Regions from separate parts of the Homo sapiens genome. Here all the other regions are linked to region 1. Evidence: chromatin loops called from intact Hi-C (ENCODE). Cell type or tissue: Calu3. All regions are shown on one strand.

Evidence for each region. Hi-C counts contacts between places; a loop is a spot of excess contacts. Peaks named below come from ENCODE experiments on the same cell type or tissue, not always from the same donor. Only the 100,000 strongest peaks of a DNase experiment are listed, where the experiment ranks them.
Region 2: a loop joins it to region 1, with 2.5 times the contacts of the local background. A loop is called at or near these places in 24 of 110 quality-filtered maps.
Region 3: it touches region 1 in a loop (2.4-fold over the local background); 7 of 110 quality-filtered maps call a loop at or near these places.
Region 4: a loop joins it to region 1, with 4 times the contacts of the local background. A loop is called at or near these places in 22 of 110 quality-filtered maps.
Region 5: it touches region 1 in a loop (3-fold over the local background); 6 of 110 quality-filtered maps call a loop at or near these places.

The regions. Positions count from the first base shown.
Region 1 is chrX:150,362,628-150,367,627 of GRCh38, forward strand. It overlaps MAMLD1 (mastermind like domain containing 1), which reads left to right and starts at 690. Exons shown (of 8, transcript NM_005491.5): 1 at 690-903. In Calu3, a CTCF peak has its summit at 2,909; DNase peaks (open chromatin) are centred at 644, 1,324, 2,894, 3,484 and 2 weaker places.
Region 2 is chrX:150,198,766-150,203,765 of GRCh38, forward strand. No RefSeq gene overlaps it. Among named protein-coding and RNA genes, the nearest start is that of MIR2114, 27 kb to the right of the region's middle. In Calu3, no CTCF peak of the experiment used is centred here; a DNase peak (open chromatin) is centred at 2,366.
Region 3 is chrX:150,153,261-150,158,260 of GRCh38, forward strand. No RefSeq gene overlaps it. Among named protein-coding and RNA genes, the nearest start is that of MIR2114, 72 kb to the right of the region's middle. In Calu3, no CTCF peak of the experiment used is centred here; a DNase peak (open chromatin) is centred at 2,331.
Region 4 is chrX:150,678,125-150,683,124 of GRCh38, forward strand. No RefSeq gene overlaps it. Among named protein-coding and RNA genes, the nearest start is that of MTMR1, 13 kb to the right of the region's middle. In Calu3, a CTCF peak has its summit at 3,007; a DNase peak (open chromatin) is centred at 3,047.
Region 5 is chrX:150,289,658-150,294,657 of GRCh38, forward strand. No RefSeq gene overlaps it. Among named protein-coding and RNA genes, the nearest start is that of MIR2114, 64 kb to the left of the region's middle. In Calu3, no CTCF peak of the experiment used is centred here; no DNase peak of the experiment used is centred here.

The sequences.
Region 1 (5,000 bases):
TTGGCTCTCCGTGCTCGCTCTTCGTGTGTCCCGGCCACGCACGGCTCACCAGCTCGTTTTCCCCAGACGCGGAAAGTCTACCTTCGGCGTGCGGGTTTCCCAAGCGCGCCGGGCCCCGCCTGCGGCCCTCCGGCGGGCTCTGTCTGCTGGAGGCGCTCCGCTAACCCTGCTGTCGCCTCTTTCCACCAGCGCACCGCCTAGGCAAGCCAGCTGACGCCGGGGGCACAGACCACCCTCCACTGAGTGCGGAGCAGCCAAGGTGAGTGCACCGATGCCCCTTCCGCCCCTCCGATCCCTCCCCAGCTGCCCTGGTTCGAGCCGACTGGAGAAATGAGGCTGCAACAGCGAAGCCAGCCTGCGGCCGCTTTCTCCTCTAAAGACTGGTGGGAGGGCCCGGGAGGCCCCTCGGGCGGCCGCAGCTCTTTGGCTGCCCGCTGCCCCATCCCGGAGTGGAAACCCTGAGTTTCCAGGCTTCGGGCTGGCGGGGTCGCGGGCAGGGCAGCGCGGCTTCCCCTTTAAGGCCGGAGCCGCTCGTCGCCGTGAGTGTGAGGGTGTGTGAGTGTGCGGCGTGCGTGTCTCCTCCTCCCCGAGTGACACAGCAGTGAGAAATGCCTATCAGTAACTTAAACCCCCGAAACTCCACCTTCCGGGCGCGCGGCGCGGAGCCGGGCGGTGGGAATGGAGCGAGCAGATTGAGGCCGCCACTGCAGCGCCGCCAGCATGAACTTGGCCGCGAGCTGAAGCGGCCGGCGGCGGGCGGGCGCGGGGGCACCGGCCGCTAGCCAGGGGGTGATCTGCAACAGGGCTGGGTTCCTTGGCGGCCGCCTGAGTCCAGGCTGCCCGCGCCGGCGGCCGCCCGCCCCTCGGACACTGCCCCCGCCGCCGCCGGAGCTCTGCAGCACGGTAAGGCTGAGGGCGGGTGCAGGAAGTCTGACTGTTCTGGGGGTTCCGGGGTACACTTGTAGCCCCCAGTTATGGTCCCCATCGCTGAGGATCGGGGTCCCAGGGGTGCTTCGAGTCGGTAGACCCTAAAGTTTGCTCTGAGCACACGGCCCACCTGGCGCTGCGGGCGGCCACCCCCTTCTCGAACCAGCCCGGCTGGGCTGGGCGCAGCTCGAAACGCCGGAGACCACGGCCTTTGGCTCGGCGCCCGTCGGGCGTCTGAAATCCGGCGGGGACAGCCACGTACCGGGGAGGAAAGGTAGAAGGGCGCAAGCTCCTCGGGCTACGCTGGGCTACTGGGAGGCTCCCACTCTGTCCCAGCACCCCCGGGTCGCTTGCAGCCTGGGTGTCACCGGCGACGGTGCCTTCACATGCCAGCTGCCTGAGCCCAGGCCAGTAGGCAGTGGGCGCTGGATGAAGGATTTCCCCACCCCAACGCTGTTTGCCGCCTCTGAGCGAGAGTGTGGAGTGTGCGCGCCGAATCCGCTGCCCTGCACTCCCTCCCCTGCCAACTCCTGGGAAGCGCAGCCCGGAGCTGAGCTGGTGTTCAGGGCAGCCCGGACTGGGTTCCTGCGGAGCAGCCCCGGCGCCCCTGCGTCAGAGTCCGCGCTTCAGGTTCCCCAGCATCCGCGCGACGACAGAGCTGGGCGCCCGGCGCCGGCTAGCGCGGGCGGGAAGCCCCCCGGAGCGCCGCCAAATACTTTTCTCGGCCAGTTGGCTTGGCCAGGCTCCGTCCCAATGCAGTGTGTCCGAAGCCTCCTGGAAAGCTGGAGATGTCGTCTGATTCTGATCCGTGATTAAATTCGGACTGAGCAGACACTAATAGGATTAGCCTGCCAGAAAGCTCGGCCCTGAAGCCATCGGAACCTGTGCAAACACGCGCCTCGGGCTGGAGCATTCACTCCCGCCCCGCCGCGCTTCTGCAGCTGGGTGCGGCTGACCTGGGCACCCGGAGTGTGGGTGTGTGTGAGCGGGCGGGAGCACAGCGTGGCTGGGGGACGTGGGGAGAAGGGGCTGCTTTTGCTGGGGTGGCTTGTCGTTGTTGTTTGGCACCACGGTGCCCCCCGGGGGCGCGGTCCCCACGGTGAACGTGCTGCTCACGGGTAGGCAAACCCAGGCCGGCTCCGGGACATTGTCTGCAAGGGCGAGCGAGCCGAGCTTACTAGAGGCGGCTGCGCTGGAACAAAGGCGCAAAGTCTCCCTGAGACCAAGCAATTTTGAAAGAGTTGGCTAGGGAGAGGGCCTGGGTCTCCCGGGGTAGACCCCCGCGGGAATTGCGCCGCCCCCAGCGGCCCCGGCCCGCGCCTGGGGAATTGTGTTCCCTGGTTGCGGTGAGCCGGCGAGCGACATCGCAGCGGCGCGGCCCAGCTCTTGGCAGGCGTGGGTTGCCGCCCGAGTGCCCACCGGCCGGGCGGGGTCGACCGTGCACCCGCCGGGGCTTCCCGGCCGCCACCGCAGCTCTGGGCCCCTGGAGGCCGCGCAGCTTCTTTCCTTCCCTCCCTCCCACCTCTTCTTGTCTTTATAGATCCCCCCTCCCTCCCACCCCCGCCGCCGCCGCCGCCAACAATCCGCTTTATAAAAAGCCCCTTTGTTTCCCAGGAGGCTGGAGAGAGGGAAGGGGAAAAGGGACGCAGAGGCAGAGGGCGGGGGCGGCTGTCTCCAAGTGGTTTCGAGCCGCTCGGGACAGGAGGGCAAGTGTAGGCGATGGGGGAGGGGGCTGTGTTTCGAGGACCCTCTGTGGGAACCCACGAAGGCGCACGGAGCCTCAGCCCCGGCCCTCGCTGCACGCCCGGCCTGCCAGCCCTGGACACCCTAAATCCTGGCGGCCGGGACGGCCGAGTGGACTGCACTGCGAGCTGGCGGGCGCGCGCAGAGGCCCTAGGCTGCAAGCGCTCCGCGGGGTGGGCAGACGCGACTCGCCGATGCGCTCGCCGGGCTCGGGCATAGGGGGCGCCCTTTCCTTGGTTTCGCTTTGCAGCGGGCGCCCCTCGCCGCCGGAGCTCAGGGCAGCTGTCGCGCCCGCCGGTGGCTAAGACGGAGGCGGCAGCTCGGAGGCTTAGGCCACCCGCGTCTGGCTACACGCCTCATTTCTTCCCGCGCCCTCCTGCCACACCCTCCGCCCCACCACACACAAGGGCTCAAACTCTCCGAGCGCCCTTTGTTTGGAGGCGCGGAGGCAGTGGGAGCCGCCACCTCCGGGGTTCGTGTAGCCTAGGCGGGCAGTGAGGATGAGCGTGCTACTCTGGACTGCGCGCTGGCCTGCTGCCTCTGCACCTAACCCAGCGCCTGACACTAAAGCTGCCAGCTTTAGTTAGATTGACCATTTAGCGGGTCCTTGTCCCTTATAACTGCCCCCCTAAAACTTTCGAGAACCAGGGCTTGCACTGAGGAATGTCAAATATAATGTTAGAAGTAACCTTTCGCCATTCTGTTGGCCTGCTCCGCCCCTGTGCCCCAAAGTGGTCGGTGTCTCTCATAGAGTTTGTTCGGGAAGGGAATACTGAAAAGAAAAAAGTGACAAATAAGGAAAGTGGGCGGGGCCCAGGCTCAGGCTGGTGGGTCTCCCAAGCGAAGTCAGATTCCACCCGCTCTCTGGCCGCCTCCGCCCCTCCTACTTCCATTTAATCTGATGTCGACGTTTTATTTGTGCCTTTTTGCATATCTTTCTCCTACTCCCCTCCCCTCCCATCTCTGGAGGTTATTGATAAGTGCTGCTCAAACATTTGTTCTCTGCGTCTTTGGAGTAGAAGATGAAGCGTTAACACCCTCAACGCGCATACACACATCCCAAATGCGCGCATACACACATCCCAACTGCATCTAAAACCACAAGAAAGTAATCAAAGGGTAAACTACTGGTTCTGCCTTCTCCTCCCTCCTTTGTGCTTCTCTTCTGGAGCAAGATCATTGGAAAATAAAGCTGCTGATGTGCGAGATGGAACATATGGTGCCTCCATAAGAGAGAAGCTGAAATGGCCTTGAACCTGCCGGACAGACCAGCTGTTTGCTGCCAGCCAGAGCAGCTAATCAGCTTCTTCCCCTTAAAGTAACAGCCCTCTTTTCACTTCATGACCAGTTTGCATATTAAATAGGATATTCTCCAGAGGGGAAAAGTGATGGGCTCCTATACTGCTTTGTGCTTGGTGGTTCTCCAATGCCTGCTCCCTGCTCTGGGGGCCGCCCTGCCCTCTCCCGGTGCCTGCCTGCGATGTGCGAGTGTTTCTTTCAGTACTGAAGTAAGAATGTTGCTCAAAGTGGAACTTGGGACAGACGAGGCAGGAAAAAAGAAAGAAAGAGGTGGGGCTGAGAGATTTCCAGATGCCTGGGAGGAAATCTCTCTGTTTTGTTCAGCTTCGGAAAAAACTAGCATTCTTTCCCCCCTTTCCCCCTTTAAAAATATCACAAAGAGCTGAAGCTTTTCCTTACAAGATCTCCTTAAAAATCATCCTCTTCCGGCTGTGACCATTTTCAGTTTTTCTTCAGTACAATGTGTTGGGGTGGGGGGTGGGGAAGAGTTTGGCGTTGGAAGAAGAAAGCCTTTAGGAGATACAAGGAAATTCCATGTTAGGAAATCATTAGCAAAGGGTGACTTCGTCTGTTTTCCTGCCACTGACGCTGACAGTGACACAGATGTGTGGGTTGAAATAGGAACGTCATTGAATTTTTACACTCCACCAGGAAATACCCTGTTTCTGGGGTGGGGGTGGGGTCTACAGATTCACTGCAACTTAAGGTAGGAGATTCACTACTGTCAATCCTTTTTACTAAGGAAAGGGATTTTTTTAGCTTAGCCAGCATGTTTAATGTATTTTCTTCCCTTTTAAATTGATCACCTAAAGGCATAAAATGCACCTGTTAATGGATGGTCCCTAGGAAACTCAATTACTATTTGGGGTTATGAAAGGGAATAAACTGGTCTTAGACAAGTGGCTCTTCTGAAAATAGCTGGACTATGCCTCTTCTTTAAAGGAGCCTCAATATACAGTAAAACCTTTTTTTATTATTGCACTTTAAGTTCTAGGGTACATGTGCACAACGTGCAGGTTTGTTACATATGT
Region 2 (5,000 bases), 160 kb before region 1:
GATATCCTCCATAGGCCACTGATGACTTAGATGTCCCCTTCGATGGGAGAAGAAAATCTGGGGTGGAGGGGCAAGCCACCAGCAAAAGGTAGTAAGTCAGAGCTGCCAAAGAGCCAGTAGCCCCTGGGCTGTCTTCATACAGGCTCAGTTCTGAAAACAATAGCCCTGAACCCTCTTGGTCTAGTCACTCCAGTGACTATGATTCAAAAACAACTGGCAGTTGGTGGTGTACTCCGGGCAGTAAAAGCAGTCAAAACCACAGAAGTTGCCCTGGAGCTTCAGAGTGACCTCTTAGCACCACTTCTCATATGCTTTTAAAATTCTGATTATATTATTCACAGCTCCTCAATGGCTCTTTACTCCTAAGCATTCAGAGGCTCCTATAGAGGTAGAGATGGCAGAAGGGGCCATGAAGGGTTCTGACAGGAGGTGACTTGGTCCACACTTAGTTTGGAGGGATTTACTGGGAGCCATTCAGGCGGCCTGCAGGCAAGGGCCTGGAGCCGCTGGAGACCCTGGGCGTGGTGTGGTTTACAAATCCAATACAGAGATGAGCAGATTGTGCTTCTGGGTGGTGGCCTGCCTGTGAGGGGAGGGAAGGTGGCCTTGGCCAGAGTCTGGACAGCCTGAGGCCTTCTTGCAGCTGCTCCCCCACCTCCCCATCTCCCAAAGCTGCCGTTGGCCTAATATCCTGTTCTCTGCCCAGAGACTAGCCCCCTGTGAGGAGAGCTATGTGAGGACAGCGTCTCTGTTGGAGTCTGGGCCTGGGGGCCCAAGGTTTGGCCCAACTCTGCCTTCTTCCCTGGAGATACCCATTCTTGCAGCCCCCTCTCCCCTGAGTCCACAGTGGCCACATATTTGGATTCTAGCCCACAATTCAACCTTCCATCAAGAGGAGGGAGCAGTGTCTAGCAGCTGCAAAGCTCCCAAGGGCAGGCCAAGGCTAGGAGGCCTCAGGTTGCTGGGCCTGGGGAACCCAGGTTTGTGAAAATGCCCCCACCCTACCTGTTGTCAGCCTTGTCACTCCCTCTGGGGGTCCCTCAAGCTACAAAGCTCTCTTTGGATGTTTCTGGTCTTCTGTGTGCCTGCTCGGCACTAGATCAGAATGGCTCTCTACAAAGCAGCTTCTCTCCTGTAGCTGCCTCTGCCAGCCTCCCCCTGACCCTGGGAATTTGTGTTCTCTCCAGCTTTTTCTCACAGTTTTTTGCCCTAAGACTGGCTCATCTTTGTGGAGTTGCCTTCCCGGGGGCATGGTTGGAGCTTGGCAGAGCAGCCATGGCTTGAAGCCAGCAGGTCTAGTGGAGTTTCTCCTCTGCCATAAAGAACAGGAAGACTGTTGCAAAGATCCCTTTCTGTACAGCCTCTCACTTAAGCATCATTGAAATCCTAAGTCAGATACTAATGGGATTCTCATTTCATGGAGGAGCAGACCACGCCTGAGAGAGGGTGGCTGGACTGCCCAAGATGGTGCGGAGGTAGAAATGGATGGGGAACCCAGAGCCTTCAAACTCCCAACCACATCAAGGTGCTGCTTAGCTCCCCTCTGGGAACACAGCCCTCAACAAAGAGTGGGCCTCCTCCCTGCTCTAAACAAAAACCCAGCAGATGGTGGAGCAGGTTTGCTGGAAGCCTCAGCTTAGGCCTCAGTCCATTAGGACCACCCTAAATGGGGAGGTGATGTCTTTGGGTGCATATTGCAGAATGTGTGGCAACTCCAGTAGAAGAAACTCTGAGCTCAGTAGCACAGGTGGCCCTATCCTCAGGCCCTCTACAGTGCTGCAGCCACAAGCGCCCAGCGCTCCACTCCCAGTAGACCCTGCCCCTGGGCCTGCCACCATTCTCCATGGCTGACAGGCTGAAGGCTGAGCTTCTAAGCCACCCTGCCCCACAGTATGTCCCACTACTCCCACTGGGTGGGTACCCAGGATAGGTGTTCAGGGAACAGAAAGTGAGCTTATTCCTCCTTCAAGGAACTTCTTGGAACTTGCCCAGTGAAAACTGTTCAGAATTCTGAAGAATTCTAGAATTCTAGTACCAAAGTCTGGGAGATGGACAGGGCCCTCAGAGCAGCTTGTGCAGATTCTCCAAGGCGGGGTGAGCATCAGCGGCACTGGGGCTGCTGAATACACTGCAGATTTCCTGGGCTCCATGCCAGAGCCACTAAATCAGAATCTCAGGGTCGGAGCAGGGGTGGGAGTGTAGCCAGCTGCATTTTTGAAAGGGATCCACAGGTGGTTCAGATAGACTCTACAGGCTGGGGAAGTGAAGGCCCCAGATCACACATTGAGTCATCACAGACTGGGACCGGAACTGTGGTCCCTGCCTCCCACTGTGGGGCTCTCTCTCCTATGTCATCAGACCTAGCTGGCTGTCAAGGCTGCCAAGGCTGAGGAGCTATGTCCATGAGTCACTTGCTGACAACACTCATCCTGCCTTGAGGGCATGAGTCATAGCAGACCACAGCTGAGGATGGGCAGCTCCAAAGATGTCAATGGGAGACGGTGGGGATGCCTCATCTATCCTGCTGTCCTAATACTGGGTGCTCGGTGCCCTGGAGCAGGAAGAGTCCCAAGATGGAACCGCCAGTGCCTCTTGGGCAAGAGAGCCCAGTCTTTCAGAAGGAAACCTGCACAACTTCAGTTCAGTCTTCCATCTGGTGCTGTGGATCCAAACATACTGTTTTTCCAGCCCTCAGCCAGGAACCGGAGTCACTCCAGTGAACGGGCCAGATGCAGCACCTGCCCTCAGGAAACTGCAAGAAGCAAGAAGCCCATCACTGGGATGAGGCGCACCAAGGGGCAGTGCAAGATGATGCTCTGGGCATGCCAGTAGGGGCTCAGCCAAAAGATGGAGGGGAGCACGGAGGCCACTCGCAGGCAGAAGGAACTGTGTGTGCACATGAGGAAGGGGAGGCCCAGGTGGCTGGTGCCAGAGTGGAAGTGGAGGGCCAGGGACCATTCAGTGCGGCCGGGAGTGGGGCAGGGCCTTGGAGGCCCAGTAAGGATGCTTTGTTTTTTTTTTCAGAAACATGGAAAAAGGGCCGATAGGTATGTGAAAAGATGCACAACATCACTAGTCATTAGGTAAATGCAAATGATAGCCACAATGAGATACCACCTCACACCCACTAGGGTAAAAAAAAAAAAAAAAAAAAAAAAAAGAACAACACATGCACAGAAAATAACAAGTGTTGGCAAGGATGTACAGAAATTGGAACGCTTGTACATTGCTAGTGGGAATGCAAAATGGTACAGCCACTGGGAAAACAGTTTGGCAGTTCCTCAGAAAAACATAGGATGACTATATGACCCAGGAATTCCACTCCTGGGTACATACATAGCCAAGAGAATTGGAAACAGTTTTCCCCACAATGAATGTCTATCACAGATTCACGATAGCCAAAAGGTAGGGACAACCTAAAATGTCCATTGATGACGAATGGATAAACAAAATGCACTATGTCCACATAATGGAATATCAATTCAGCAATAAAGAAGAATAAAGTACTGATCCATGCTACAACACTGATGAACCTCAGAAACATGATGCTAAGTGAAAGAAGCCAGTCACAAAAGACCACATGTTGTATAACTCCATTTATATGAAATATCCAGAATAGGCAAATCCACAGAGGCAGAAAGCAGATTAATGGTTGTCAGGAGCTTGGAGAAGGAAAAATGGGAGAGTGACTGCTTAATGGGTATAGGCTTTCTTTTGGGGGTGATAAAAGTGTTCTGCAATTACATGGTGATTGTTGCATAATGTTGTCAATGTAATTAATGCCTAAGTATACTGAATTGTACACTAAAAATATGAACTGACAAATTTTATCACACACAGAGACACACACATATACCACAATAAAAAGTGAGGGGACCGATGGGAAGACCAGTTGAGAGTTCAAAGCAGTGGACGGAAGGCTGAACAGAAGGGCATGCAGGTTCCTGCCAGTTCTGAGACTTTGGTGCCTCCCTCTCCCTTTTGCGCACTGAGCACTCTAGCCAGCTTCGTTATCTGTACAGCAGGCCTGAGCATGACTTTCCTCCCCTACTCACTGTTGGGCTCCCATAAGACAATACGTGGAAGCCCTGGCACATAATAGATGAGCAGCCAATGCCAGCTCTGTTCCCTGTGAGGGGCGACGTGCTGTGGTGTTCCTTAGAGTCACACTGCGTGGCTCTTATCCTGATTTGGTCACTACTTAGCTATATGGCCATGAGTAGATCACTTCCTCCCTCAGAGTTGCCACATCCTTGTACGTAGAATACAGCCGGTCACATTCCTGTCTTCCTTTTAGTCCCTCTTGTGAAATTGTGCCAGACTGAGGCCTCTCTACCCTGGAGCCAGGAAGCACAGTTTTCTCTCAGAGCACAAAGCTCTGCCTTGGCTCGGTCCCTTGGGGAAGTTGGGAAGGACCTGATGCCTAAGACTTCCCAGAGGTCTCCAGATGGGTCCTCTTCATTCAATATGACAATGCCCTCTGTTGTTGGCCTGGGAAATCACTGAGAAGAAAATCAGAAGCAAGTACAGCCTCCTTTCTTGAAAAGTGTTAATGAAACTGTTAACTTTTACATCTGGTTCTGTGCTGTTGTCCTAAGCCTATTTATTAGTATATCATGTAATGTGGTTCTAGAAGGGCAAATATGAGAACACGGGGAATCCCTGAGTGTCTGTTCCTGAATCCTTTCTCCCCACTTCCTCTTCCTACTGACCAATTGGTCTCTATTCTTTTATGGTCTTCATTTCTGACTTTCCGCTGCCTCATCAGCCTGCAGCCTCAACATTTTGGTCTCTAAAATGGGTTTCATGTGAAGGTGAAAGGAGTGAGGCTTAGCCCAGTATGTGGCTTGTAATAAGTGCTTAACAAAGGTTAGCTATAATTACAATTATTTAAAATAATTTTAAAAAGTGCTGATTTTTTCTCATGGACATTGTTTTTTCCCACATAATTGATCATCTAAATTGTAAGACTGTGATTTTTCCACAACACTCAATAGACT
Region 3 (5,000 bases), 210 kb before region 1:
GAACTCCTGCTATAAATATGCTTCTGCATCCTTCCCACACCTCCTGATCCTGCGCAGGTCATTCTTCTCTCTCAAGTGCCATATGTGTGTGAATGTGGCAATACCCACCCCCGTCCCCACCCATGCATGGTCTTCTCGAGTGGTCCAATTTTCTTGCCTATCTTGTCTTACTGTGGAGTTTATCTTCAACTTTCACTGCAGCTGAAAAGTAAAAAGCTTTACTAGAGGAGCATTTACACAAACTAAGAGAGTAATTGGAGCCTCTTTTTGGATACCGCTTCTGACAGTGGTTATACAAAAGTTAGGTGGAGTGAACTGCCCATGGCTGAGAACCAAATCGAAATACAATTGATACTTGAGAGGCTATAAAAGGATTCCCCATGTCCAGCCCAAGGAAAAGAGGACTGAAGCTAATTTTTTAAGCCAGAAATGCTTCTTAAGTGATGTTGTCTGTCAGGATGAATTCTAGCCATTTGCTGGTATTTAAGAATTTGTGAAGAAATAAAGATCCAGCTTGACCATCGAGGCCTGCCAATTGAGAGCTGGTCTTTTTGCCTTTTTTATAAATCATGGGCAGTGGAAGGGCTGTCATCTGGTCTATGGAGCTTTGAGAGAGGAAAGGAGCATAGAAGGAAAGTGGTGGTTCCTCGGAAAGCCAGCCTGCCTGCTCAGGGACTGCTGAGAGGTTTCCAATGCAGAGCAGATACCAAGCCTTCCAACACCTTCCATTTATGGGGCCTCCTATTCTTCAAATGAAAGGAAGTGGGGGCAGGGAGTAGGGTAAGTATAGGAAAAGTCCTAGGAGAAACCAAATGGATAAATGGGCAAAATGCGCCACTCAGAATCCACTTTCTTAATAGCCTTGAATACAGCAAAAAGGTACAGAGAGTCTTTCTGCAGTTTCAGCTTGTGATAAAGCATATCAGACCTGGCTTTGAATGAGCAATAGCCATTTCTATTACCCTAGTTCTCTCCTCACCTATCCTATCACACATACATACTCCATCCCCATCTTGGCCTCATTTTCAAAAATAGGGTGTGTCCCATTGGAGGTAAAGGGTATAAGGCATCTCACTGTATTATTTCTTACAACTGCATGTGAATCCATTATCTCAATGTAAAAGTTTAAACATAAAGAGAGGTGAAAGAAAGTAGTTTCCAGGCTGGTGGCACCTCAGATCAGCCCCTTCCTTCTCTAGGCCTCAGTTTCCTCCTTTATAAAATGGGACTATTGGAGAAGATGATCTCTGAAGGCCCTTCCAGGTCTGCCGTGCTAGAACACTGGCCAGTGAAAACCTAGGAGAACTCTGAACAACAGCTTTTCTGGGGGCAACCATGGGGTGGGCTGAGCAGAGGCTGCATCTCTGCTTGACAGAGACAAAGAGGTGGCCCAGAAAAAGCAGCATGGCTGTCCAGGGTACCCAGCCTGTCAGCACTAGGCTGAGTCTGGAAATCAGGCCACATGGCTCTGAGTCTGTGCTCTTTACCCCCTTGTGAGTCCCATACAGTCTACAGATGGGCAGGAGTCTTGCTATAGGCATTTTCTCCTGAAGCTTTGTCCCTGCTTTATCCTTGGTGACACAAGGCTGCAGCTCAGGAGGGCAGGAATTGAGCATGGAAACCATGCTGGAAAGAAAGTATGGGATGGTATTGTTCAGCACGATATTGTCTAGCATCTGGGACAAAGCTGTCCCTTTGTCACCAGAAAGCTGCCACAGTAGGGGCAGGTCTTCACCTCAGGGACAAGCTCCCTGGTCCTTCTGTGCATCCTGCCATCAGCTCCAGTGAAGCAAGCTCACTTCCTGTCCTCCCCATAAAGATTGTTTAGTCTGGTACCTCCCTTTCGCCCTGGGAGATGGCTGCCTTCGATTGATTTATCTGGGAAAGTATGTTCAACCTTGCCAGGTCTATTGGAAGTTGCAGAGCATGTGCATTTTAAGCCCTTTGGTAAGAGGGGAAAACAGCAGCCTTACATCCTTTATCACAATCAAGTGTCTTTTAAAGCAGAGATCCCACCATGTGACTATTGATTTTGCACTGGAGCTAGCATTTGGTGAGGCTGTCTGAGATAGTCCTCACTTGCCCATCTTCCCCCTTCTCCACCTGCCTCTTCTTTGCAGCAGCATGCAGGGTAGCTAGGAGATACATTATGGAAAGGCACCTGAGCACCAGGCTGCTCAGAGGAACCCCAAGGAGTGCCTCTTCCCTTCTGCCCTAAGAGTAGATGGATGGGGCTCCCTGTCTTCACCGGGATAGCCATGGCATGGCTCCTATGAATCAGAGGCCATCCTACTGCCCTCAGAGGCCCCACCCAGGACTGGGGAAAACTGGCAGGGTGCCCAGTGCTCTGTCTGCTAGTGGAGCCTGCAGCCTCTGGGATGAGGGCAGGCAGGAAGAGGCAGGCAGACAGGGCTCAAGCTGATGAGCTGAGACCTTTGGAGACATAGGTTGCTGCATTCACCAAGGACCCTTTCCTCTGCACGGTCAAAACAGCTGATAACAGTGTGACTTCCCCCCAAAAAGCAACAGAGGCCAGCATGATGTCATCCATGTCTGGGGTTGGCGGTGGGGGGCGGGGGCTCCACATGTTTGGGCTATTTTTGTGATCAACAGTAAAAAGCCCTGCATTAGTCATGTCATGCACAGAAATCTGTCTCATTTCACTCCCGAATCCTCTCTTATTAATGCAATAAATGAAAGGGGGCTCTGGAAAGAACTCCTGAATTTGGCTTCTCTGGTGGTCAGGGCCCAACATTCCCTCAGCCCCCAGCCCCTGGCTCACTTACTTGCTCCACCATCCACCATTGGATTGCTCCACCATTTCACCAACATTTCCTGTGTCCAAATCTGAGCCCAAAACTGGGAGAAGGGGCTAAGGATTGGGCCTTGTCCTTGAGGAGCCCACCATCTATGAGGAGGCACCCTGGAGAGGGGCTGGTGGGGGCAGGGGAGGTGAGAGTGGTCTCTCCCCTCTTCTCAGAGTGTGCTCACTCAGCTAGCAGCTGCTGAATGAAAGAGGGCAAGGAATGCCTTAACACTGAGCTTTTCAAACACTGCAAGACCTGGTACCCTTTTCTATCCAGTGTCTGTGCTGACAGACCCCGGATTTAAAAAAAAAAAAAAAAAAAAAAAAAAAAAAAAAAAAAAAAAAAAAAAAACTACTGCTTGGGAGGCTTTTACTGCTTTTTGGTCTATGGAGTTATTTCTAGATTGGGAGGCACAAGTCTAGACTGAGCTGGTCTGTTGCTAGTTTAAGAGCCCTGAATCCGCAATTGAGTTTTTAAAAGTAAAGCATCTTGGTTACAGAGCGCATATTCCTTCAGTTCCTAAGAGCTGCATGACAGACTGCTTATATTAAGAAAGAAAAGGCAAACAAGAGTCTGTTGACTATAAATGTTCAAAGCAACTGGCAGGATCATCTCTTGCCAAGATGCAGCCTGAGAGGGACCAGTGGCTGGGAGTGAGGGCTGTGCTGTCCCAACTGGTGCAATGGCTAATCCTACCCATGACCTGGCACACCACCTAACTGCCCGAACAGGGAAACAGACCAGACAGCTCGCACCTCAGGAGATGCCCCGTGAGCACCTATCTTTCCCTTCACCTAATCTGATACCATTGTATCCTTTCCTCCCTGCTCTGTTCATTTGGGATTTTGTTGGGGTCCTCGGTGAAGAAGGTACCTCTTTGAGGATTTTTCTAGAATGCTTCTGAAGGCAGCATCAGCAGCATGTACTAGCCACAATGGTTACTATTCATTCATTGAGCACCTGCAGTGTCCCAAGAACTCAACTATTGTCCTGGTAATATCTCTTAAGGGTTGTGAGTCTAAAAATCTTAAATCATTTAAAATTAATTGCAATAAGTAAATAGATACAAATTTGACATAATTTTAGACTTAGAGAAGTTGCAAAAATAGGACAAATCGTTCACATATACTTTTGTCCAGCTCCCTTAATGTTACAGAAACTTACATAACTTTGGTACAATTATCAAAAACAGATAATCAACATTGATACAATACTATAAACTACAGGCCTTAGGATTGTGATTCTATTATTGCCCTTTTACACATGAGAAAACTGAGGCTTAGAGAAGTGAAGTGACTTGACCAAAGGTTCCACTCCCAGGAAGTGGGGGAGCTGAGATTGAAACTCAGGGTTGCCTGCCCATTCTGTCCTCTATAGCACATTGCTTCAGCCAGTGACAGCTGGCGATTGTGTCTCTGGTTCTTGTTTAAACACCATTAGCAGCTGTATCAGTTTCCTACTGCTGGAGGTAAAAAATTACCATGCACTTTAGTGGCTTAAAACAACACAGCATTTATTATTTTATACTTCTGGAGGTCAGAAGTCCAAAATGAATTTCACCGGGCTAAAATCAAGGTGTCAGCAAGATTGTGTTCCTTCTGGAAGCTCTCAAGGAGAAGCTGTTCCCTTTCCTTTTCCAGCTTCTAGAAGCCACTGCATTTGTTAGTTTGTGCCGCATCACTCTGACCCCTGCTTCCATCATCGCATCTCCTTCTCTGACTCCCTCTTAAACCTTTGAAGGATTCTTGTGATTACACTGAGCCCACCCAGAAAAGCCAGGATAATCTCCCTATTTTAAGATCTTTAACCAAATCACACCTGCAGATTCACCTTTGCTATATAAGGTAACATTCACAGGTTTGGAGACTTAGGATGGGGACATCTTTGAAGGCCAATTATTCAGCCTGCTAGAGTCATACATAAACTCAAGGATAAGAAGGTGGATGTCAGAGAAACAAGGCATCTCATGCCTGGTTCAGGCTGGGTACCAAGGCATGTCCAATCCCTTGGTAGCATAGGATGACAAGAGAAGAAAAAAGAAGGTAAGTTCTGGTGAACAGAGTACTAAAACCAAAATGTACTACTTGAAAAGAAAGTAAGACATAAAGTAAGAAAGTAGGTTTCCACCATGACAGTCAACATCCTGGGGTGGGTGATGGGGGGAGCAAGGGCAGTCACAGCTGGAGAGGTGGG
Region 4 (5,000 bases), 320 kb after region 1:
ATATATACTATGTTTCTTTCCTATATACACATAACTATGATAAAGTTTAATTTATAAATTAGACACAGTAAGAAATTAACAGTAGTTAATAACAAAATAGAACAATTATAACAATATGCTGTGATAAAAATTACATAACTGTGTTCTCTCCCTTTCTCTCCCACTCTTCCCCTCTTGAAATACTGTAATATTTTCAGACCATTGTTTATCATGGGTAACTGAAACCATGGAAAGAGAAACCTCAGGTAAGGGGGGAACCACTGTATACAATATTATTCCATTCATATAAGTTCAAAAACAAACTAAATTCATGTTTTGGGATGTATGTGTGGTAAAACAGCAAAGAAAAGCAAAGAAACCATCACCATAGAAGGGAACACTATGAGCAGAAGCAAATGGTGCATTAAGTAGGATGCAGCATTTGTGGAACTCAAAGCAAGCAGGTATTCCTGAGTCGTAATGTGAACGGGCCTGGCAAAAGATGACTGAGACGCAGGCAGGGGCAAGTCATGGAGTGCCTTGGGGGTCATGGGTGGGAGATGGATTTTAGGGTGGCAAGGCTGGGGACAGAAAGGCAAGTTTGAGGCTGATGTAGTTGACCAGATGGGGAGAACTGAGCCTGGAATAGAGACAAGTAGAGATGGAGATTGAAAAAAAAATTTTTTTTTAAGTTTGTGACTGAAAAAAAGAGACAAGAAAGAAGTCAAAGATGGTACTGAAGTTGCTGGTGGCTGCAATTGGTTGGCAAGTGGTATAATTTTCAGAAATAGAGGATATCAGGAGAGGATCGAGTCTAGAGCAATGCTGAGGCCAGTTTGGGATATGCTGAATGTGAGGAGAACAGGTGTCCAAGATGTGGTTAAGTTTAGCTCTGAAGCTCACAAAAGAAGTCGGAAACACAGATTTGGGGATAAAACTATGGAAGTAGATGACATTGCCCATGCAAGTAAATGGAGAAAAGTGGCACGCCCCAACTCCAGATTGTACGGGACAGACAGAGGAAGAGGAGACTTGGGATGAGATGGAGAAGGAAGGTCAGATAAGTGCAGAAGCAAACAGTTGCATCATGGAAGGTAAAAGAAGGATAATTTCAAGGAGTGAGTGCTTAGCATGGGAGATCTGGTGAATCAAGGATAAAAAAAAATGTCCAGTCAATTTGGAAAGTAAGACGTCCCTGGAGGACATTCGCAAGAGCTCTTTCATTGAGGCAGAAGTCAAAGAACAGCGAGTTAAAAGTCACCAGCCAGGATTCTAGCTCAAGCAGCTAAGGGGTGCAAAAGGCCGGAAGCGCACCCAGTTTGAGAAACTATTATTTTGGCACCAGGGTCTGCTTTAGCACCACTAAGCTGCAAAAAGATGCGATGGCCTGTGTTCTAGGTCCTAGGGCAAGGGCCGTGTAACAGTGAAGAGAAAAGAGAAACTGAAGAGGAATAGCCCCACCTCCTGCAGTCATTTATTCAACAAGTACCTGTGAGCCCTATCAGTTTAAATGCGACTTGATTATGGCACTCTTCCCCAGTGCCCCTCCCTTCAATACTATCTTAGGTCCCAGCGCTCTATGCTCCCTCAGGGCCTTATACCTCTCCTACTATTGCACTTGCCATACTTTGTTGAAATGAATGTCTTTCTTTTTCACTGCACTCTAAGCTGCCTTGTTTTTAGCTACAATGCCCAATAGGCTGCCTGGCACATGGTAGGTGCAAAATATATATATTTATTTGAATGCATGAATTAGTGAGTGAATGCACGAAGGGTACACAAGAGTGGGATTCTCTTTCTAGAGGGTTTGCTATAATGAAAGGTGAGAGTGGGGGGAGGGGGAGGATAGCATTAGGAGATATACCTAATGCTAAATGACGAGTTAATGGGTGCAGCACACCAACATGGCATATGTATACATACGTAACAAACCTGAACGTTGTGCACATGTACCCTAAAACTTAAAGTATAATAATAATAAAATTTAAAAATAAATAAATAATAAAAAAGATTGACAGTAAAAAAAAAAAAGAAAGAAAGGCGAGAGATTGGATAATAACTGTTGAGAAATGAGACAGACAGAATGGGCTTTTGAAAGGAAGAGACTTTCTTGGGATCATACATCGGGAAGAAGCCAGTGGCGAATGAGAGATTGCATAGAGAAGAGGGAGCTGTTACCTGATTGAACAAGGCCTCAGAGTGGGGAAGAGCCCAAGGACACAGAGGGGGATTTGCTTTGCACAACAGAAAGGACTCCTCTTCCTCAGCAACTAGAGAAGAGGAGGGTGGGTGCAGATGAAGAAACACTGATGGAGGGAATAATGGTTCCTCAAAGATGTCCATGTCCTAATCTCCAGAACCTGTGAATATGTGAGGTTACATAGCAAAGGGGAATTAAGGTAGCAGATAGAATTAAGGTTGTGATACTAGCTGACCCTTATATGAGGAGATCATCTGGATTATTGAGGTGAACCCAATGTCATTACAAGGCTCTTTAAAAGTGGAAGCTGGAGGTGGAAGAGACTTCAGAGTCATAGCCATGCCATGAGAGAAAGACGACTGGCCATGCTGGCTTTGAAGATGGAGCAAGGGGCCAGGAGCCAAGGACCGCGCAGCCTCTAGAAGCTGGAAAAGACAGGGAACAGATTTTTCTCTAAAGCCTCCAGAAGGAACACAGCCCTGCCCACACCTTGAGTTTAGCCCAGTGAGACCTGGGTTGGACTTTCATCCCCAGAAATAATAAATGATTAATATAATATTAATAATAATTAGTGAGATAATAAATGTATGTTGTTGAAGCCACTAAGCTTGGGTAATCTGTTACAGCAACCATAGGGTATGAACACAAGGGGGAATTTGAGGGAGTTCATGCCTGATTACCTCGACGTTCTTACACACTCCCACTATACCCACGATAGCAGAGGCCTGTAAGGAAAACTGTTTGGCCCAGAGCAGAGGAGAGGGAAGAAGATTCAAATGTCCCTGAGAAGTGGTGCTCACTAGCAGGCTTTCCAGTATAGTTCAAATTCACTTCACCTCAGTAGTTCAAAAATCCTCAGGCACCAGTCTTGTGGTGCCCCCAGGTGCCTGGTGGAAGCAAATGCTCTATGGAGGAACACACCTTTATCGCAGCCTCTAAGAATTCTCGCAAATCATTTTTCAAAGAAATTGAACATCTCTCAGTGAAAAATAGCAGACAGAAAGCCTTCAGCGAACATCAATAGAAACAAAAAAGCAGAAAACGACTTGTAAGACTTCAGATTATTCAAATTATCAGACACAAGCAGTCATTCTGCTGCAGTTGGCTTATATAGGTTGGTCAGAGACAACTGTGAGCATCTCTTCCTAATTCTGTATTCAGTGATGTCAAGGTGGTACTTTGAAATCGGCCAAGCTGGGAAGAGTTACACCACAGAAATGAGCAAATGCTACAAATAAAGGCTTTGTCTTTCTTCAGAGAGCTGATAATTAAAAATGTACTAGAACATTGCTGGAGGCAGATTATAAAAATGAATATGAAAATTATCTTTAAAGAAATAAAATCTAGGTGATCTTGACTTTGACAATGAGTGTTTAGATATAAAGCTCAAACACAATCTTTGAAAGAAAAAATTAACAAAATGGGCCACATTAAAATTTAAAACTTCTGTGAAAAATACTTAAGAGAATGACAAGACAAGTTGCAGATTGGGAAGAAATCTTTGCAAAACACATATTCGATAAGGACTGTTATCCAAAATATAAAAAGAACCCTTCAAACTCAACAATAAACACAACACAATTTAAAAATGGCCAAAAGACTAACAGACACCTCACCAAGGAAGATCTACAGATGGCAAATAAGCATATGACAACATGCTTCACATCGTATGTCATCAGGGAAATGCAAATTAAGACAGCAATGAGATACCACTACACACCTATTAGAATGGCCAAATCCAAAGCACCAACGACATGAAATACTGGTGAGAATGTGGAGCAACAGGGCCGGGCGCGGTGGCTCACGCCTGTAATCCCAGCACTTTGGGAGGCCGAGGCGGGCGGATCACGAGGTCAGGAGATCGAGACCATCCTGGCCAACACGGTGAAACCCCGTCTCTACTAAAAATACAAAAAAATTAGCCGGGCATGCTGGCGGGTGCCTGTGGTCCCAGCTACTCGGGAGGCTGAGGCAGGAGAATGGCGTGAACCCGGGAGGTGGAGCTTGCAGTGAGCCGAGATCGCACCACTGCACTCCAGCCTGGGCGACAGAGCAAGACTCCGTCTCAAAAAAAAAAAAAAAAAAAAAAAAAAAAAGAGAATGTGGAGCAACAGAAACTCCCATTCATTGCTGGTGGGAATGCAAAATGGCACGGACACTTTGGAAGACAGTTTAGTTTCTTACAAAGCTAGACATAGCCTTACCATATGACCCAGCAACCATGCTCCTTGGCATTTATCCAAATGAATTGAAAACTTATGTCTAGGCAAATCCTTCACACAAACGTTTCCAGCAGATGCCCCATGTTTGTCACTTAGTTGCCACAAGTTGGTAGCAGTGAAAATCTTCTTCAATAGGTGAATGGGTAAACAAAACTATGGTACATTCAGACAATGAAATGTTATTCAGCACTAAAAGGAAATGAGCCTATCAAGCCATTAAAACACATGGAGGAAACTTAAGTGCATATTGCTAAGTGAAAGAAGCCAATGTGAAAAGGCTATATACTGTATGATTCCAACTATGTGACATTCTGGAAAAGGCAAAACTGTAGAGACAGTAAAAAGGCCAGTGGTTGCCAGGGGTTCAGGGAGAGGGAGGGAGGAAAAGAGGGAGGGATGAGTATGTGGAGCACCGGGGATTTTTAGAGCACTGAAACCAGAAACCATTGTTTATGATACTATAATGGTGGATACATGCCATTACCATGTATTTGTCAAAACCCATAGAATGTACAACACAAAGAATGAACCCTAATGTAAACGGTGGACTTGAGTTAATAATAATGTGTCAATATTGGGTCATCAATTGTAACTTGTGT
Region 5 (5,000 bases), 73 kb before region 1:
GTGGTGATGGTTACAGGAATGTACACATGTGATCAAATGGCATAGAACTATACACACATTGTACCAATATCAAATTCCTAGTTTTGATATTGTACTATAGTTACATTTCATGTAACAACTGAGGAAAACTGGGTTAAAGGTACACAATACCATGCTGTAGTATCTTTGTAACTTCCTGTGAATCTATATTTCAAAATTTGAAGTTGAAAAGAAAAAAAGTAGGCTCCAAGATGTGTTAGAGTGGAAAGAATGTGGGCTTTGAGGTTAACCAGTCCTGGATTTGAAGCCTGTCTTGTCTTCCTAGTAGCCAGGTGTGAACTTGGGCTACCAAGTTATTTCATTTGTCTGAGCCTTGGTTTCCTGCTCTTTAAAATGGGGCTAATAATATGGCCTATTCCACAGGGTTTCAGGGAGGATCCAATAAGACGATGTATGTGAAAGTGCTTGGCTCAGGGCCTGGCCCATAATAAATGTTCAAGGAAATGAGCTACCTAATGGTGGCCTGATTTATTATGACTTCACACTTGTTTCATTTGTCCTGATATGAAAGCAATTCTATGCCTGGCCTTCCTCTCTCCACCAGACAAAAAGCACCTTAGGTGTAGTGAGTGTGCAACATTTGGTTTCATGGCCTGTTTCCCAGGCCATAGCCTAGGCTCTGCCCTGAGGCACATCCAACAGAGACCTGGACTACAGGCACTGCCAAGGGTGGCTTCTCCAGTAGGTAAACTCTATTCCTGTAGCATGGCTCCTGTGTGGATGAGTGAGGAGCTCTGTAGCAGGGACACATGGACACAACCTGGCATAAAACATCTGCTTTCACAAGTTCCCTCAGAATATGCACCCCATGACTTTGTTGGGCCCCATTAATCACGGCAGCGTTTCAAATTGCGTGTCGGAAAATGCACAGTGATAACAGATGTTATTGGAATGTTTTCATGAGGGATGGTTGGGAGTAAAAAATAATCCCACTTTCATTACTGTGGTCATTTTGCTTCCCCCACCCTACTTTTGCTCAAAAATACCACTTTTCCCTCAAGAGCCCTTCACTGGCCTTGAAGGTCTTCCCTATCAAGACTTCAACCTGCTTCCCTCCATCTGCTGATACTCCCCTTCTCACACACCTACTCTCCACTCTGGACAAAAGGAACTGCTCCATCTTCCACAAGTTACCCACTCCAGGCTTTGCCCAGGTTGCTCCCTAGTCCCAGATTTCTTTCCCTGCACGCTCTATGCTCTGCCCAGGCCTGATTCCTGTCCTTCCTTCTAGGCTCTCTCCTACCAGCTCTTCCCCACTCCCCTAACATCTGGCTGGGGTCTGTACCAACTTGTGCTTATGGATCCTTATGCTTTCTTCAGCCCCGCCCCCTGACCTGGTGAGCTTCTGGGCGCCTAGTCACTTCTTAGTGAATGTTTGCTGAATAAGTGCTCAATGCTCATGGCTTGCATACAATGAAGAGTGGCCTGAGCCCTGCCAGCCAGCAACTGTGCTTGCAGTGTCCCCACTTACGCTGTGGAAGATGGAGACTTTCCAGTCAACATGAAGGAGGAGCAAAGGCCTGAGAGTGTGAACTCTGTCATTGGTTTGGCAGCCACCCAGGATGCCCCTGGCCAGGAGGTGGCTGGGCAACTCTGGGCTCACAGACAGCCATTGAGCAAGCCTCATAAAGACGGTCTGTGTCCATAGGCCTGACACATCTGGGCCGGGTGCTTGCAAAGCCAGTTGATATGCTGGAGGGCACAGACAGTTTCCTGTGAGTTGTTATGGCCAAAGACCTATCCCTACCCCCACCTCTTTAAGCTTCAGCCAGACTTAAAGATATTCTGTTTGGCTGGTGTGGGCTGAGAGGCAGTAGATGGGGAAAGAGCACTTGACTGAGAGTCTGAAAATCTAGATTCAGTATGCAGCTCTAACTCATAAGGACTTTTTGGAAAACACATCTAACATGTCATGATCACAACCAAATTAACAATGATTCCTTATGAATCCATACTAAAATTATTTGATTTGAATCAGTGCAAACAAGGTTCTCATACTGCCTGTCTCTTTTAGTCAATAACACTCCCTACACTCTAACTTTTTGAACTTTCTATTATGGAAATATAGAATTATAGAGTATAAAATGGTATTATCAATCCCTTCTGAAGCATAACTACATCATTATTAGTATACCTGAAATAATTTATTACTCCTTAATGGTAAAAGAATAAGTGCTTTCCCCCTAAGGTCAGGAACAAGGCAAGTCTTCCAGATTTCAGCACTTTTACTCAGCATAGAACTGGAAGTCCTAGCAACTGTAATAAGGCAAGAAAAGGAAATAAAGGTATACAGATTGGAAATGAAGAAATAAAACTTCCTGTACTTGCAGATGACATGATCATCTCTATAGAAAATTCCAAAGCATCACTAAAAATATTCAAGATCTACTAAGTCAATTCAGCAAGGGTGTAGAATACAAGACCAACATACCCCAAAATTTAATAACACTTTTATACACTAACAATAAATATGTAGAAACCAAAATTCAAAACACAATACCATTAATAATCGCTCCAAAGAAAATGAAATACTTAGGTATAACCTTAAGAAAACACGCATCAGTATGCCAAAATTTACAAAAAGTTGACGAAGGAAATCAAATAACACCTAAACAAATGGAGAGATAAATCATCCCTATTCTTGGGTTAAAAGACTCAAGATAATAAAGATTTCAATTCTTATGTAATTGATACACAGATTTAGCATAATTCCTATCAAAATACCAGCAAGGTTTACTTGTAGATCTATACAAGCTTATTTTACAATTTACATGGAATGGCACAGGTTTAAATTAGCTAAAACAATCTTGTCAAAAAAGAATAAAGTTGAAGGTATCACTCTACCCAATATTAAGGTTGAGTTTATAGCTCCAGTAATTAAGACAACTCAGGATTAGTGGAGGGACAGATACATAGACCAGTGGAACAGAATGAAGAACTGAGAAATAGAAAGAACCATAATAGAACCACCCTTTGATTTTTGACAAAATTGCAAAAGCAATTCAACAGAGGAAGGTTTGTCTTTCAGCAAGTGATGCTGAAGCAATTCAATATCCATAAGCCAAAAAAAAAAAAAAACCCACGTTGACCTAAATCTCACAGGTAATGTAAAAATTAACTCAAAATGGATCATAAAATTAATTGTGAAATGTAAAACTATAAAACTCAGAAAAAAACAACACAAGAAAAAATCTTCAAGATTTAGGACTAGGCAGGGAGTTCTTAGCCATTACTCCAAAAGCATGTCCCATAAAAAGAAAACTAGATAAATTAGACTACATCAAAATGAAAAAATCTTGCTCTGAGAAAGACCCTATGAAAATGATCAAACAAGTTACAGACAGGGAGAAATTCTTTGAAAACTACAGTTTTGAGAACTCCTTATATATTCTAGATACAAGTTCTTTGACAGTAAAAAACAATTCAATTAGAAAATGGGCAAAAGACATAAAGATGTATTTCACTGAAGAAAATCCACAGATGGCAAATAAACACATGAAAAGATGCTCAACATTGTTAGTTATCAATGAATGCACGTTGTAACCACGATGGGATACCTTACACACTTATCAGAATGGCTAAAATTTTTTTTTAACGGAACAAAGCAGAACGGTCTGAAGGACTGAGAACCAGGAATATTGAGGGTAGGAGATCAACGTCTCAGCTCGAGCAGTCAGGCAGCATGAACTCACCCGTTCCACCTTTTTTGCTCTATTCTGGTCCTCAATGGATTAGATCATGCCCACCCACACTGGCAAAGACAATTCATTTCCTTGGTCTACTCATTCACATGCTAATTTCTCCTGGAAACAGCCCTACAGACACAACTAGAAATAATGTTTAACCAAATATCTGGCCATCTCGTGATCCAGTCAAGTTGACACAGAAAATTAACCATCTAGACCTGGAAAGTGATCTTAACCTTGCTTGATTAGCAAACACAACTACAACTTAACATGGTCTATTTCTTATAACGTCCATCTCAGAGAAAAGTGAAACTTAAGCTCAATCAATTGGAAGCCACCAACTAACCTATAATTATCTAACTTGGGATTTCCCAATGAGATAGACCAAACAAGGCAACTATACACATGTAACCAATCAAATATTTTCTTTGGCTTACTTCTGTGTTTACCCTGTAAAACATTCTCCCCACTCCTTCAGTAGAGCCCTAACCACTTTCTGTTTGGTGCTACCTGATTCATGAATCAATGTTTGCTCAAATAAACTCTTAAATTTTTGTTTTAAAAAAGGAACAACACTAGGTTGGCAATTATGTGGATAAACTGGATCACTTGTAAATGGCAATTAGAATATAAAATGATATAGCTATTCTGGAGAACAGATTGGCAATTGCTTATAAAGCTAAACTACCATATGTAGTTTATGTATGCAAATGCCATATAACTAAACAATTGCACTCCTGGACATTTATTCTAGGGGAAGGAAAGCCTATGTTCTCACAAAAATCGGTTTATGAATGTTCATAGAAGTTTTACTTATAATAGCCAAAATTGGAATCAGCCCAGATATCATTCAGTGGGAATGGTTAAACAAGCTGTGATACATCCACATGCTGGAATACTACTCAGCAATAAAAAGAAGCAAACAATTAATACACACAACAACCTGGTTGCAGCTCCAGAGAATTATAATGAGTGAAAAAGCCAATCATGATTGGGCTAAGGGATGCCCAGATATCTGGTTAAACACTATTTCTGGGTGGGTCTGTGAGGGTGTTTCTGAAACAGATTAGCATTTGAATTGGTGGGCTAAGCAAAACAAGTGGCCCTCCCTAATGTAGGTGGGCATCATCCAATCCATTTAGGGCCCACATAGAACAAAAAAGCGGAGGAATGTTTAACTTGCCTGATTGCTTGCGCTGGAACATCAATTATCTCTTGGCTTTGACACTCTTGGTTCTTGGGCCTTTTGACCTGGACTGGAATCTACACTGTCAG